Linked DNA regions of Homo sapiens: region 2 is linked to region 1. The links are chromatin loops, found by intact Hi-C in ENCODE. Cell type or tissue: B cell. All regions are shown on one strand. Links, peaks and the distances in the headings refer to the core of each region. The heading gives the core; the rest is flanking DNA.

Region 1 (8,343 bases), core at 182-8,181:
TACCAAAATGTCAAAACAAGGTATTTAATTGATCTGTTAAATTTCAGGTCTGGCTTCCATAGCTGCTGCCAGTTTCATAGACATCTTGCAAAGGAAAAGATTCTTTCCTTTGCAAGATACTATGAAAAGTATTCATAGGAGAAGGCATCTGCAGGAATCCATAGACCCTCCAAAACATCCCCAGCTTGCTGTCATGTGCCAACCTTGGTGTCCACCCTCACCACTCCCCTCCTGCACCTCCTCATCCAACAAGCACTATACCTGCAACCCAAACACACTCAGAGTTCACCAAACACATGCCTATTCCCAGGCAAAACCAAACACAATTGATGGTAGCAGCTGTGGAAAGAGGCGGTAATAGAGAATGTGATTAGCAAGATGCATTCAGATGCATGGGCTTCTTTATTACTACCATCCAATAATAGCACATACGAACAATGCACCCTGAACCTGAAGGCCAGCATGGCTGGAGGAGGACCAAGGCTTGTAAAGAAAGATAACTCTTTAACTGATTTACTGACTTATTTTAAATGAGTTTCAAATTTAGCTCTATACTATTTTAAACAACGCTTCAGAACCAGGCAGTAATTCCCAGCCCATCTCTAGGCTCAGCTGCCTTTGGAATGTGGTGATTTGGGATGTGTTGCACAAAAGCAGGGCTCAGTCTGTCAACTCTTTAGGTTCTGAGGGGGCCAGATGCTCCCCGTTGTTATTCCAGGCCCGGCGGCTAGAAAGTCAGAGTGTTGGGCTGCAAGGGATTCTGAATGTGTCTGGTTGAACTTCTAATTATCCAGAGCAGTGGAGGGACCTATGCAAAGACACAGACCCTGCGTATGCTATTGTGAGGGCTGCCATCATGAAATACCACATCCTGCTGGCTTAAACAGCAGCGATGTCTTGCCTCTCAGTTCTGGAGGATACCAGTCCAAGGGTTCTTCCTCCTGAGAGTTATGAGGCAAGGCTCTGTTCCAGGCCTCTCTCCTTGGCTTACGGATGGACAACTTCATGCTCACATGGCATTCTTCCTGTAAATTTCCCCTTTTACAAGGGCATCAGTCAAGTTGGACTAGGGGCCCCCTCATGACCTCTTTTTAACTTGATTACCTCTGTAAAGACTCTATGTCCAAATAGTCCCATTTTGAGGGCTGAGCTCCCAGAAAGCCAATATATATTTGGCGGGGGCGGTGCACAAGTCAACCCACCACACTCTGGTTCTCCTGACCTCTCCTCCAGTTGTGTTTCTGTTCCCAAGGTGGTGCCTCGGTGCTAATACCTCGTAATTTTTCTGTCAAACCTTTCCAGTGGCTGAGTACAATTGATGAACTCTCACTTCCCTGGCTTATGGGGAGTACTTGACATCTGAGAAGTCATGAGGTCAGAGCGGGGGGGAGTCCTGGACCGGCCCCAGGTAATGGAGTGCTCCACACTGTGGGGTCTTCCCCTTGTCCTCTCTCTGAGCCAGTCTGTGGCAGTGGCCTCTGCATTCCAGAAGGCTGCAGCACAACAAGTGGCCTCCAGGATGCCTCTCCTTGGGCACTTAGAGATTACTCCAGCTAAAAACAAACAAACAAACAAACAAAACAGTCCTGCAGTACCCTGTGTGTAACTCTGCTCTTTCTCCTTATTAACTGGAGTCCAGCTGCATTCGGCCTCTTGAAACAGCAAACTGATGAGTGGTGCCATCCTTTGACCTTTGCAAATGGGGGTTCATTGGTGAGCCCTCTAGCGTTAAATATAGTGTCCAGGCAAGTGAGTGATAAGCAGTTGTCCTCCTTTCTCCCCTTTCTAGCCCCAAACAAGGAAACCCAAGCCAATTCGTGCTGAGAAAACTTTTCCTCTCAGTGGCACCCATTCCTTCCTCCACACCCCGGCCCCCTCCTGCACCAGGTTACTCGATCTGTGAGGTGAACAGCTCTTCTGAGCTGGGTTCCTGTTTCATCTTCTTCCTGTTAATTAGTGTGAACTGCCCGTTTCTGAGAAGTGCCCGACTATTTATTTCAGACCAGGCAAGTCTAAACACAGCTCTACCAACCACAGCAGGAGACAGAAGTGGTAAAGTTTCTTCGCTCATGCAGACGAGAGCCATGGGCACGGGGCCGGCACCAGGAAGAAGCGCGTTCATTCATTGGGTGTGAAGCTCAGGGTCTTAGGGCTCCTCTCTGTAGGGCCAGCCTTACCAGCAGGCAAAGCTGTGGCTCTCCACATTCAGGGGCTTCAAGCAGGGTCTACTCCCCAGAGTCATGTGTCACAACTTGTCACCCCCTCCCCAGATGACATGATTGGAAACTCTATCCTTTGGCTCATACAGGTTTTACAGAGCCCCTCCCTGGTAATGTGGAAATCCTCTGAGAGAGCATTTCATCCTAGCAAGCAAGACTTTCCAGAATTGAGACACACCCCCACACCTCGGTCAGGATGGGTCAATAGCGGGGCTGGGGAGAGAAGGGGGTGAAGGGGATGGATACGGGCGGCTGGAGTGGGGAGAAGGGACTTCAGGGAAGAACTTCACTCACTTGGGAATTTTGCTTAGTGATGGCCTTGCTCTGTGGTTGCTTATTGAAAAATGTCAAGTTGGGGTCACTTTAGTCATTGCCATCTGTCAGGGAGGACAAAGGCCAGTCTGTGGTCAGGGAGCCCAAGGGGAGAGGTTGCACTTGGGGAAGGGTAAGTCTGTAATGCACTTGTCTTGTAAAAATGCTCTTTAGTCAATTAAGAAGGTTTTAAATGAGAAGAGTAACCGGACAGGCAGGATCTTCATATTTTTTCTATGTACTGCAGAATATTCATGAGGAAAAAAAGTAGGATTTCTTGGGCATCTTTTCCTTTCAAGAACCTTCTAAAATGTTACAGCCCAAATGGCTCTTTCTTTTTCTCAAGCTGTGAAGACCTCAGGGGGTGCTCCCTCTCTGGGCTTCGTGGTGAGGATGTTGTTATAAAACTTGGGGCTGAGGACTTTACACTGGGACAAACCTTTAAAAGAAGCCTGCTGTGCTGTGGAAGTGTGGGTATTCTCCAGCTTTCCCAGGTCAGGCCGACTGCTTCCGGGCAGCCTACAGATCAGAAGGCAGGGCTCCTTTGTGCGAGGAATTTGCATCTGAGGCAAAGATTTATAGTAAACGGCCACCAGATGGTGCCTTAGTCCTCCTCAAGCTAATATTCTGGCTTGCTTTGTTCTCTTTGCTGATGAAAGCTGACATTTCACGGGAAGAACAGTCAATCCCTGGGAAGATGCTGGGACCAAAGGAGCCACAAGTATTATTTTATTTGTTCAGCCTGACAAGACTCCAAGCTCATAAATGTGGGGGAGCCACAGTCATTGACCTAGAGCTAATATAAGTGCTTATTTCTTCACACAGTGGGATGCAACAATTAAGGTCGTATCAGCTCCCAACATGCATGCGGACCTGACTCAGTGCTAATTGCTCCCAACAAGCATGCTGATGCTGGATTCATAGCTGACTTCTAGCTCTCAGAGGGTTTGGGTGACCTTGCTTTAGGGGGAGATAAATGCTTCATTCTTTACACTGGGTTTCTAAATAAATCACTTCAGTTTAACTTTTTTTTAATTCTCTTTCGGAGACCAATATTGGGTTTTTTTTCTCTTTCACTAAGAAAACAGGAATTTAATTTGGAAAACTCAGTTTTAAATGAACATAGTGACCTTTATAATTTTATTTTCCTTAGCAAACATCTTTTACTGCTTTTCCAAAAGACTGAACTTAGCCAGAATTACGACAGGTAAAACTTCTCACTTCATGAGTTTAATGAAATGACTCGATCTCCCCACAGACGTTTCCAAAATCTGGAGAGCGGCTGTGAGTTTGCAGTGCAGTATGGGGAGAGGTAAGAACAATGCCTTTGGAATTTGGAATCCTTGTACCCCGGTGAAATAGTCCTGCTCACCTCCCTGCATTTCACTTTCTCTCCATGGCAACGTTTGATGTGGGGCAGTCACCCAGTTTTATTATTTAGTCTGCATGCACACACACACTCACACACTCACCCTTAGGCAGAGGACTAGAAGAACCCATCGCCACTTTTACCCTTCATTTCCCAAGTCCTGAGGCATCACTGTCTCATTTCCACCCTCAGGGTTTAATCTCAGAGTGTGAGAACGAGGCAGGCCTCTGCTGGGGTGGCCAGGATGTCCCTGACCCCACCAGCAGGGAAGAGTCAACACACTGAGGACAGCCCCTGCTCCTTCTCATTTGGTTGAGGTTGTCAGAGCATGCATGTGGCAACACCATCCATGGTTCCGTGACGTCTCCCTGAAGATGCCATCTGTGGGCTCAAAAGCTGGATCGATGGGAAGCCAGCCCCGGGCTGTGCATCTGTCACAAACCGTGTCTTCATCTTCCCAGGCCAAGTTCAGTTCATTCTTATTTTCACACATCCAACTGGGCGCTACCAGTTAGAGGCCTCACTGGGGCTTCAGGGAGTGGGTTCGTGTTGCTATTGGCAGCAGTTCAGTCCTTTGCTGATCAACAACATCCACCTTGGGATGCCATGCACCTACTTCTTTACCTGTAGTTACTTTGAATGTTGGTTCCAACACACCATTTGCAGGAACAGAGCCGCCAGGAACTGGTGGTGTGAGATCCCAGGGTCTCCTGTGTTACTTGTCAACTAAGCAGTAGCAGCTGCAGCTGATGGAAATACATGCCCATAGGCATTCGACCAACTGGTTAAACTCTTGACTCTGCCACCTTAGAAGTTTTGTGGCTCGACACCAATTACTACTGGGAACAAGTTTCCACTCCATTCCCACGCCACAGTCAGACAGGGTTGAGGGGGATAATAGGTCTTCGCCCTGCAGCCCAAGCAACCCGTTTGCACGGCTGGCTGCCCGCCACCTGGTGGTAGATGGAGGTAAAGCAGCCTCCTGAGGAGAACTGCCCGGGTTTGGAGCAAGAGGGACTTTCTAAGTGATTCAATCTTGTGCTGTCATTTTCACTGGAGGAAATTCAGGCTTAGAGATGATGGCAGGCTTGTCTGAGCTCTCAGAGTGGTAGAGTACGGTGGTTAAGAGCAAGCATTCTGGCGTCTTAGTGTCTGAATCCTGGCTTGGCAGTCAGGAACTAGTGTAACCTTGGAGGAGTTTCATAACTTCTCAGTAATCACTTTCCTTATCTATGAAATGAGGGAAATCATGCTCCTTACCTCAAGGGTTTTTAAACAGATTAAATTAGGTGGTGATGTGGAAGTGCTTAGTCCTGTGCCTGACCCTGGTAAGGGACACATCTCTAGATGACTCTGTCTTCACTCTGGAGCTATTTAACTGTATTTGTAATGCCCCCTACAATGGGTGACACTCCTTACATTCCCCATTTAGATCTGAAAGTAGGAGTGAGGACTCCAAAGACCACTGAAGAAAGCGTGAAAGATATTTTGCTTTTGAATGGAACATTAGACTTTGGTTACTGAGTGAAGGAAGAGTGCAAATGACATTTTGGTGCCAACATGGCTCAAATTCATTGTCATAGATTGAATGTGTTGGGTATTCTAAAAATGTTTGTTAGATGAAGGAAGGGGAAGGGGCGTGAGCAGAGGTCAGAAGTGGCCCCTGTCTCAGGAGAGAGGAGCTGGAAAAAGAGAAAGTCTCATTTTACACTATCCACAATAGCTCAGAAGACCAGCTGGGAACCCTTGCAGTAGAAATCTCCCTGGCTGCCTCTGTTTTTGTAACAATGACATTAGAAAGACCAGGTACTCCTGTAGATGCTGTATTCTTTAAGTAAGTGTGGACACCTTTATCCTGTTTGAGACTGGACTGGCAGTTCTGTTGAAAATAGGACAGGTGAGCCTTGCCAGGAGCTAAGGAGACAAGGAGAGAGAAAAAGAAACAAATACCTCGACTTTCTCCCCCTTCTCTTTAATTTACTAATGGTGTGTGTCCTATGGTCATGATCTAAGTCAGAGCTAGGGAGTAAGGAGCCCAACTGATGCAGCTTATGGATGCCTTCCTCCCAGGGCACAGAGCAGGGTGGAACTGGATCTTAGAACATAGAGGAACATGCACAGCCAACGGCTTATGCATATGCACCCAAAAATATTTGGGTGATTTATATTCAACTCTGCTTCTCTCAATTTGAAGAGGTTGCTCATTTATAATACTGTATTTCTAATGGTATTACCAAAAAAAGTGTGATGTTTTTTGTTGTTGTTGTTTTTTCTCCTCTCCTCTCCTCTCCTCTCCTCTCCTCTCCTCTCCTCTCCCAACCCCGGTCTCTGCTCTTCTTTGCCTTTTAAAGTGGTTCTCACACAATATCCAATATGAATGGGGTTAATAGAAATGTAGATGGAAGTAAAGAGACAAACACAACTTTCTAGAACATTCCCCTTCCTATGCCATTGCCCAACCCCAGCATGTTCTCGGGCCTGCTGATGACGCTGGTGCCTATGGTGAGTTGGGGAGAAAAAGGGAGAAACAGGGTAAAATGGGAGAGTGATGGAGAGAGAAGATGGCTTCATGGTGTCTGGAACTGCATTTGGCATCATGGGTATGATGCCTTCACTCCATTTCTTCCTGGCTGTAGATCCATTTAATCAATAATACTTATTAAGCATATAATTTGTGCCAAACACCATGTCAAGCACTGATGAATAATGCACAGCCCTGCCCACAGGGATCTTACAGTCTATATTCTCTAGGTGCTTATGATGCACTGCAGTTGGTGTCAACCACACAGTGAGATAAAGTCAGCACAGAGGCACTCCCAGGCACAGAGAGAGGCGGAAGAGTCAGGGAAGGCCTCCCAGGTTACTGACTCTTAGCAACAGAGTTAGAGGCCAAGAAATTAACAAGTGAAAGGAGAGGAAGGTAGGGAGGATGCACTTGGCAGAAAGAGATCTTGGCAAAGGGATAAAAATCATGATGTGTTTGGGGCTCATTCTGGATGACTGAGGCAAGGAAATGTGTAGGCAGCTGCCAGAGGAGGTTTGGAGAGGTAGGCAGGTCTCAGAGCAGGGAGGACATGAGGGCTTAAGAGAAGGAGTTCAATTTTATTCCGAAGGCCATGGAATGGTGTCAAGAGTTTCCATAAGAGACTAACTAGGCCAACACCATTTCTAGAGCAATCGTAGTGGCAATAGTATGGAGGCTGAAGGGAGCGGAGAAATGGAAGAAGGTTCTTTCAGTAAACTGGGCAGTCAATGACAAAATCCCGACGTGAGCTAGCAGCAGGAAGAGATGAAGCGGGGTGTCACAGTCTATAAAGAGAGGCCAACGATAGGTGGCAACCTCGAACATCAGCCTCAGGTTCTGCCTCACGTTGTGGGCTTTTCCGACTGCACTACTTGGTGAATTTTGCTATCTGTTTCAGTTAAATTCAACGTGCAGAGGGGAGAAAACTCTTTCTGGATGAATATCTATTCTTTTCAGAACAGAGAGCCTCTATTGTCTACTTTCTAAACAAATTTCTACTGGATATCAAAGAAGCCTTTCAGAGCTTGTTCTGGGACATGCTAAGTCCCATGAAACCTCACTGGAATGAAATGAAATGAAATGTAGAAGCAGCACCAAGAGGGGCTGGTGCAGCAGGCTCAGATCTAGGGTACGACATGTTCCCTACATATGCCCTAGCTATGCCCTAGGTATACCATACATATGCTTTACATAAACCCTACATATACCCTACATATGCCCTACATATACCCTACATATGCCCTAGGTATACCATACATAGGCTGTACATAAACCCTACATATACCCCACATATGTCCTAGATAAGTCCTAGGTATGCCCTATGTATGCCCTACATATACCCTACGTATGCCCTAGATATATCCTAGGTATGCCTTACATACGACCCAGTATGCCCTATGTATGCCCTAGATATACCCTACATATGCCCTAGGTATACCCTAGATATACCACACATATGCTCTACATAAACCCTATATATGCCTTAGGTATGCCCTAGGTATGTCCTAGGTATGTCCTACATATGAACTAGTATGCCCTAGATATATGTATGCCCTAGATATACCCTATATATTCTCTACATACACCCTATGTACGCCCTATGTATGCCCTAGATATACCCTATATATTCTCTACATACACCCTCCATATGCCCTACATATACCCTACATCTGCCCTAGATATACCCTATATACACCCTAAATATATCTTAGATAAACCTTATATATGCCCTACATATGCCATTGATATACCCTAGATATGCTCTACATATGCCCAGATGCTTTTGAGTGTGGGCACCAATGTAGATCATCTCCTTAACTGTAGGAGAAGGGACCCCAGCTCCATTTTGTTTTTACTGCCTCCCATCTTTAACTAGACGACTTTCTTTTTGGGTTCTTCCTGTGAGTTGATGTGGAAAG
Region 2 (8,343 bases), core at 72-8,071, 680 kb before region 1:
TATGTCAACTTAAGACAAAGCTTACCAAAAATGTCACCAGGTAATACCAAATGAACTGCACCATGAAGAGAAGCAAGAACAGGTTGAAAGGAATTCGATTTTCTAAATCTAGGAAGGTATTAAGATAGGGGATTTGGACTTCGATTTGAAGGATATGGCTGGTGGGAAGGAGTATGATTCAAAACAAGTAGAGAGGAGAGGAGATGAAACCAGGTAAAAACTATGGTAAGATATTGGAAGACTTCAAACATTCTCATTTAGGTTTGGCTTTATCAGTGGGAAATGGGGCACCAGATATCTGTATTGAGGTTATTATCTATACAGAGCTAAAAATTCATTTTAAAAAACTCATCCAATTATTCATACTGCCAACTCATTGTCAAGGACGTGGCGTTATAGCCTGATGCAAACAGAAGCCCAAGCAAAAATGCTCTTAACGTTTTTAAACACTGACCCTCCAATTTTTATCTTACAATTGCCTGGCGGGTAAGAAAAAGAGAGACTAAGTGATCAAGTCTGTTAAATTATTCAGCAGGCCCAGACTCAGATGATAAGAAAAAGTCAAGCCACTTTTCTATCCACTGACCAGAAGATGGGACCTATTGAGAGGGAAAAGATAACCTGGGGAGGCAAATAAAAACTTGGTTTGGAGAAAGAAACAGTACTTTTAGTTTTCAGTGGACCACTCAGATGATGATGCCCAACAGACAGCTAGAAATGCAAAACTATGGCTAAGGTGAATGATCGGAGCTTGAGAAATAATTTTGGAGTTAACTACCAAAGTGAAAACAATATTCATCATGATCTATTCCTATGTCCTTTTTCTTCATACTGTCTTCCCTACCACCAACAAAAACAACATTAAAAATGGATCAGATCATTATAATACACATATGAAACAATTTTCTTTGGAAGCATTTTGAAGATAACTATTTGTGATATTTGTGTATACTTCAGTGAAGTTTATCATCTGTATAAAGAACTAATCAATGGAATGCTATAAAACAATTTTAAAATGGTCCATTTGGTGTGAAGATTATTCTTTAGTCTACAATGAAACCTCATAATTAAAATACTTTTTGAGCTGGGCACGGTGGTCCACGCCTGTAGTCCCAGCTACACAGGAGGATCTCTTATGCCCAGGGGTTCAAGGACAGCCTGGGAAACACAGCAAGGCCCCGTCTCTTAAATAATTAATAATAGTAACTGTCATTACCTGCAGTGAATGAGATACAGTTTATCACCAACATTTAGAGCTATTATTGTTTAAAATAATATTAACAAATACATTTAAAACTATATTAACAGGCATTAATTAGAAATTAACCATGAGCTAAAATTCATTTTGGCATCCATATGGAAGATTCATTAAAGCATTTAAATATACAGAAGCTTTAGTTAAAGATTAGAAGAAAGTCTAGAGAAATTGACTTAAATTCTAATGAAAGGAAAGGGTACATATTTTATCAACTAGGGAGATCTGTGGGTAGCATCGACTTCAAAATTTATGTCTATTTTTATTGAAGATGGGCCTAGCTTATTACAGTACTCTTCTAATCCTCCTATGTACCTTTTTAAAAGAATTTATTTCTCTACTTTTTACACTAGAGGGTGATATGATGACTGAATGCTGAAGGTTGTAAAACATATATATAGAGATTGACAACCGCTGCGGGGAATGAAGTTTATTTTGTGGGATTTGGGGTAAGGCACAGGAGACGGAAAAAATGAGGTCACAAGGCCGATATCTGCAAAATATCTGAGTGTCCCAGGCACTATGCTACTTGTTTTACATAAATTATTTCACTTAATCCTTACAAAAACCTTGAGAGGTAGGCATGAGTCTTTATTTTACAGATAAAGTAATAGGTTCACTGAGATTATATACTCATGGTTATACAGTAAGTGGTATAATCAGAATTCAAACTCAGATGTGAAAAGTTCTTATCACTCTAATATGTTAGGGGAAAACCCATCTCACCCATTGTCCCCATTTCTCCCATTTCCATTATCCTCCCCACATGTTTAAAATTGGGCTAAATTAGGCTGAGTCAATGTTTCATTTTTCCTCCTTCACAAAGGTAGGGGACATGGCTATTCATTGGGCCATGTTTACTAGTGGATGTTATTCAAGATGACTGCCTTAAATAGCATTTTTTGCTCTCTGGACATGTATATACCAAACAGACTTTGAACTTAAGTTGCTTGTCTTGCAGGTAGACTAGGCCAGGGACTTTCTGAAGAAGCTATCATTCTCTAGAACTCTACAACAGAGTGTAACTTAGAGCCCTGTTATATTTCCAATGTTAGCCACATTATCCTACAAAGCTGCTCAGCAGCTCTGGTCCTAGGAGGTGGTTGGAGAATGGCGGACCAGATACCCTGATTGGTTAATGATCCTATTACCTGATTCCTCTATTGTTCAGAATTTATAGACAAGAAAGGGTCTTACGCCTCTAAACTCCAATACACTAGATGCTTCTCCACACCTCCCCCCACCCTCTATTTATTTATTCTGAAACAGGGTCTTGCTCTGTGGCCCAGATCACTGCAGCCTCAACCTCCTGGGCCCAAATGATCCTCCAACCTCAGCCCCCAAAGTAGCTGGAACCACAGGCGCATGCCATCACACTCAGCTAATTTTTGTATTTTTTGTAGAGACAGGGTTTTGCCATGTTGCCCAGGCTGGTCTCAAGCAATCTGCCCACCTCAGCCTCTCAAAGTGCTGGGATCACAGGTGTGAGCCACCACACCTGGCTATCTTTTATATATATTTATTTTTTGATAAACATTTATTTCTTATTTGAGGCAAATGGATAAAAACGATTTAATTACTAGGAAGAATCTAACAATCAAGATGGGAAAAAAATAGACTAATTTGAGGTAAGGAAGTTATGTGAGAAGAGAACAGGTGGAAGCCACTAAGATAGATATGGAAGCATCAGAAATTAATGCTCAAACACACTTCTCTTCATCAAAAGATCAGGATACCAGATCTGGCCTAATAATCATCTCATTTGTTTTTCATGTTAGTAGAAAATTAGTTGATATTCTGCATAAAATATGTCAAAGATTCTTCAATATGAGCTGGGCATATCTTCAGAAAACAACTTTTTTTAAAAAAATATGATAAGGATGTTGAGAATGAGAGTTAAAACTGAAGAGACAGACATTTGTATCTGGAGAAGCAAGATTTAGAGGAATAGCCAGCACACAACCTCTGCTTTAAAAGCATGTTTTATGGATTCAAGAGAGTATGACCTCTATAAAATTTTTTAACAGCGTCATTTGTTCCTGATTACTTTAGCCTTGAGCTGTAAAATCTTCAATAATGTTTTGTTAAGTGCCACAAAGAAAAGTAGTTAACTGAGCCCTCTGTCCTTTCTATAGGGTAGCTCTTATCACTTCAAATGGGACATAGTATCAGAAAATCATCACATGGCAGAGTCTCTGACTATGTTGGAAATCTTGTTCAGTGATGTTTGTCAAATTCAACCATAGGGGGCAGCATAGCATGTGGAAAGAGAAAGGGGTTTTTTGCTATTAGGCAAATCAGGATTAAAATCTCTCATCACGTAGTGTAATCTGGGGTGGATCATTCGGCCTCTCTGTAACTTTTGTTTATGTATCTGTAGTAGGATCTTTCAAACAGTGTGAGCTTAATAAATAGCAATTCTTGACTACCACTTCCCTTGACTTTTAACATTAAGACAACATGGAATTTTTAACATATATTGCTTGCCATAAGGCTCCCAAAAGAACAAACCTTTAGTGACAAGGGGGGAAAAACTGTCCTCAGAGTGTTGACAGTTTTCAGAATGCTTTCAAAGAATAAAGCAATGCAAGGAAGAATTAAAAATCTTTTTTTCTCATTAATATATTTGCTTATGCAGCATATTTAGGGATGATGGGTAAAATTCAGTCTAGCTGTCCACAGGGTTTGTTTATGAGAATGCCAAAAAATAAAACTTGAAAGGTATCCTGAGTAAAATTTGTAGAAAGCTAATCCTATGTTAACATTTAAAATGGGATTTCATTTCTTATGCCTCTACTCTCAAAAGTCAAAGAAGACTTGAATGAAACTATGGTCTAGGGTAACATCTGTAGAAGTGTCTTAACTTTATAATGATCAAGAATTTAAAGCTCTTCCAAAATAAAGTACTTCAACTAGTGAGAGCTTCTATTTATTGTATTAAAACATGTATACACGGAGAATACTGACATTTTCTTTTTAGGTGAAGCAGTACTCAGTGACTTTTTTTAATGCTGTTGAAAGTGCTCTGGGAATACTCTGGCAGAAGGGTTTCAGGAATGGACAAAAAGGAAAACATTTAGAAAAATTTCAGACTGAAATCTTACTTGTAGAAGGGTATCACTGTCCTGGCAATCAAATAGCTTTGTATTCTTCATGCCATACTTACGAAGGCAGATCATCTCATGATCAACAATATATCAAAAACTATACATACACACTTATATAATAAATGCATACACACATCTATACTGTACATGTGTATATACATAAATGCATACACACATCTATACTGTACATGTGTATATACATAAATGCATACACACATGTATTCCTTCTATGGTTAGAGCCCAGTCCATTCTTGTTATATGTACAGGACAATAATTGTTATTCATGATTCAGAATCACTAGAAAAAAACTAACAAATTCAGTATACTTCGTTTTTAAAAAGGTAATCATCATACACAAAATTTTACATCTTGAAGGTAAAGAAAAGATAAAGCACCTGTCAAACTTGTGAACTGGAAGGTTTCCTACAGAATATAAGGATGACTTTTCCTTTTGGAAAAAGATAATGTTTTGTCTAACTAGCTTTTTTTGCTTTTAATTTAAAGTGTAGCAGAAATCAGCAATAACTCTGCATTGTTCCGCAAGGCTTAGTTTTGATTGAACCTCTTTCTGAAATAAGTTAGTGCAATTGGACCTTAAGTATTAAACCCCTATTCCTCTAACTGAACCCTCAGGAAAAAAAGAGATGTTAAAACTCCCTTTTGATATAGCAACCTTGAAGAAGATGATCAAGACTAGGGGGGCAAAAGGGAGGAATGACACTATAAAAGGTCTGAGCCTTAACAAAGTGGTGCTATAGTTGTTAGTGGTAGAGCCATCTGGCTGAGATCCAAAGCTACTGCTTCAACATCTTGAGACAGGGATGGTACAATGGATGAAAAATCACTACTTGATGTCACGTCCTTCTTAGATCATGCCAGCTAAATAAAATCTGACTTGCAGATAGGCTAGGTAAATTAGGGCCAAACACATTTTAGAAAGTAAGGTTTTACAAGCAGATGTAAAACATGATTTAGCATTTCAATTATTATTAATCCAAGTGTGTAAGATACTTCATTCCAAGTCAAGTTAGGTTAAACGATACGATGTTAAATCAGTTTGTATATTGTTTATGGCCTAAAATCACTGTAAAATGTAAGAAATAAGCAAGTAGGAGTAAGAGGATGAACTACCACAGACATTATGTTAATGTCTATAAAACAAGTATATTCAAGTTAAAATGTTCCTTTCCAAAACATAGTTTAACTTGTAAGTCTACTCTACATGAATATTCATTATTTCTAATTCTCAAATGATAAATAACTAGAACTAATTTGAGGCAACTTCTGAGTAATTTATGCCTTAGAGTGACACTTGTGAATAGCCCACTCTAGCAGCTGCATTTTGTAAATAAAAAGTTTCTTCATTACTTGATTTACACAAATCATGTTTCACCCGAAACCTCTACACCCCACACAAGCTACTAATCCCTGCCCGGGACGCAAGGTTTAGACGAAAATTTGATGTTAATAATTTTTCATAGTAATAGGCTCAATTACTTTCCCTCCATTTGTACTCAGATTGTCCCATTATCAGTATTTCTACTTGTAATACTTTCCATTACCTTCTGTAAGACAAAAAACTAGTTCATTTTATTATTACACATCTTAAGATTAATTTTTAGTAATACAAAGACTGTGAGGAAAGTTTCATTACAATTAAAATAGATATGTAAAGTTTCTCAGGTTAACAATATATTGAATATACTCACTTTTGTTGTTTTTGTATAGAATGGGGAGGAGAGTTGGTGAACGGGCAGGTCCACAATACTACTGGAGTTCGTGACACTGTTAGTATGTGTATGTTCATCTTCTCTGCTACTATCATCAGACTGATCAAAATCGTCACTCTCCTGGTCCATCTCCTCCTCCTCCTCATCCTCCTCATCTTGTTCACCAGCATGTTCTTCATCTTCCTCTTGTTCTTCTTGGTTTCCTGAGGAGTCCTCATCTACCGAAATAAATCTATTATTGTTTTCTTCCAACTGTCCTTGCTGGGAATCATTTTGGCCTCCAGGTCTAGGTTCTACTCCAACAACTTCACCATTCCTTGCAGTGTGCTCCTCCTCTTGTTGTCTGAGTTGCTGTTGCTGTTCCTCCTCTACCACACGATTCATCTGTTCTTCATCTACCTGGCTTGAGGAAGGGTTACCTCTCAGAGAGCCTCCAGTTCGTCGTCTTTTGCTGCCCACAGAGAGCAGTTCCTGATTCATTTCCAAAAGCCAGCTTGCTACTTCTTGGACCTTGGCTAGACTATCAGAAGATGCAAAGGTTTTCACATTCTGCAGGGGAAAATAGGGTAAAAAACAAGATTTGTACAATCTATATTATGTTCTACTTTCATGTTATATGTCTACTTTCTAAATATCATTAATGATTGCAAAAAAGTATTGATGCCACCAAGGCATTAAAATGTTCTTTAGTAAACAATATAGAACATTTCAATTTTAAAAGTTATAAGACTTTATAAAGACATGCACAAAAACCATAGTAAACAACACTAATCCCTTTTAATAATTTTTAGCATGAAGATTTATAGTTTAATTCCTTTGACCAATAAAACATAATATTTCAAGCAAATAAAACAATTTTAATTTTACATCAGTAGTTCATAGACTATATCCTATATAAAACTTCCACAAAATTTTAAGAAGTGTATCAAAAAAAATTTTCAGTGTTCAGTTAATTTGGGAAATGCTGAGGTAAATCAGATTAAAAGGCTTTTTACCCTGGGTATTTCCCAAACTTTTCTGATCACAGAATCTTGCCTTCAGACACAGTTTTCTAGCAGGTAACAATTATAATCATTATTATTTTAATTTTTTTACAAATGACTGGACAGAAAATGAACAAAAAATTTATTTAAAAAAAAAGTTCATAAGTTCATACCCTCTGACCCAGTAACTCCACTTCTGGCAATCTATCCTAAGGAAGTAATCCTAAAACAGAAAAAAAAAATTTATACAGAGGATGCTCACTGCAGTTTATCCACGAAAGCAAAAAATAAAGATAAAAATAAATGTAAATAAAAATGTAAATAAAAATCCAAATGTTCAATATAAAGGAATCTATGAGATGGGATATATATGGTGTAATCCCTAAACATGACGTTCATAAAATATTTTTAAAAACATGGATGTTATAATATATTATGCTAAGGGGAAAATGCTGGAAATTGTGATTATAGTATGATTTTTAAACTGTATGAAGACTAGAAGACAACATTTCAAAATAAACTGCATCTTAGGCAGTGGTATTACTGATGCTTTAAACTTACTTCTTTTTATCATATTTCTCAATTTTTATATATCAAGCATGTTTGCCTTTATGTTTTTTAACCTAGGCTCTAGAATTTTATCTGATACAGCATCTTTTCATGATATTCATTCTTACATTTTATCCTTTGCTGGTATCTATATGGACATCTTTGAAGTCAGATAAAATGCCAACATGTTGTGCACACACAAGAAATTATGCACCCGTGATCTAAAACTTGAAACTGCTAACAAATGAAGTATTGTCAATTCTAGTCTTTTTCAGAGAAAACCTTTAGTATGATTTACAACAGTGTATCATAAAACACAAACATCAACAAACAGAAGCCCATATCCTAAAATTTGAGGAAGGTCTTTTATTTCTTCCTACCATAATACAAAATGTCAAGATATATCAAATATTAATATAGAACTTATTATTTTATCGGTAACTGATGTGACTGAACTTGAGTTCAGTAAAATAAAATCTGATGGCTAACAAACAACATTAAGTTGCATGGTTTTCTTGGCAACTGGACATGATGGGAATAGAAATGATTCAAGGTCAGGAAGAATACTAATAAAAGAAATAGAATTTTAAATTGAAAATGTTCCTCACTTTGCAGGCAAGGTAATCAAGGCTCAAAATGATTTAGTAAATTTCTCAAGATTACTAGTTTCAAGTAAAGCAGGGACAAGAATTTAACACCCAACTGAGTCTCCTTTCATG

What was found. A loop is a pair of places that touch in the nucleus more often than their neighbours do. Peaks named below come from ENCODE experiments on the same cell type or tissue, not always from the same donor. Only the 100,000 strongest peaks of a DNase experiment are listed, where the experiment ranks them.
Region 2: it touches region 1 in a loop (7-fold over the local background); 5 of 110 quality-filtered maps call a loop at or near these places.

The regions. Positions count from the first base shown.
Region 1 is chr4:153,080,497-153,088,839 of GRCh38, forward strand. No RefSeq gene overlaps it. Among named protein-coding and RNA genes, the nearest start is that of TRIM2, 120 kb to the right of the region's middle. RefSeq lists an enhancer at 4,733-4,792. In B cell, for the core only: CTCF peaks have their summits at 3,115 (motif pointing right), 3,318 and 4,865 (motif pointing left); DNase peaks (open chromatin) are centred at 2,015, 3,115 and 4,865; H3K4me3 peaks cover 325 bases; H3K27ac peaks cover 582 bases.
Region 2 is chr4:152,405,232-152,413,574 of GRCh38, forward strand. FBXW7 (F-box and WD repeat domain containing 7) reads right to left here. Exons shown (of 14, transcript NM_001349798.2): 3 at 7,249-7,298; 4 at 6,072-6,641. The coding sequence starts at 6,572. Among named protein-coding and RNA genes, the nearest start is that of FBXW7-AS1, 72 kb to the left of the region's middle. In B cell, for the core only: CTCF peaks have their summits at 3,504 and 3,707; a DNase peak (open chromatin) is centred at 3,510.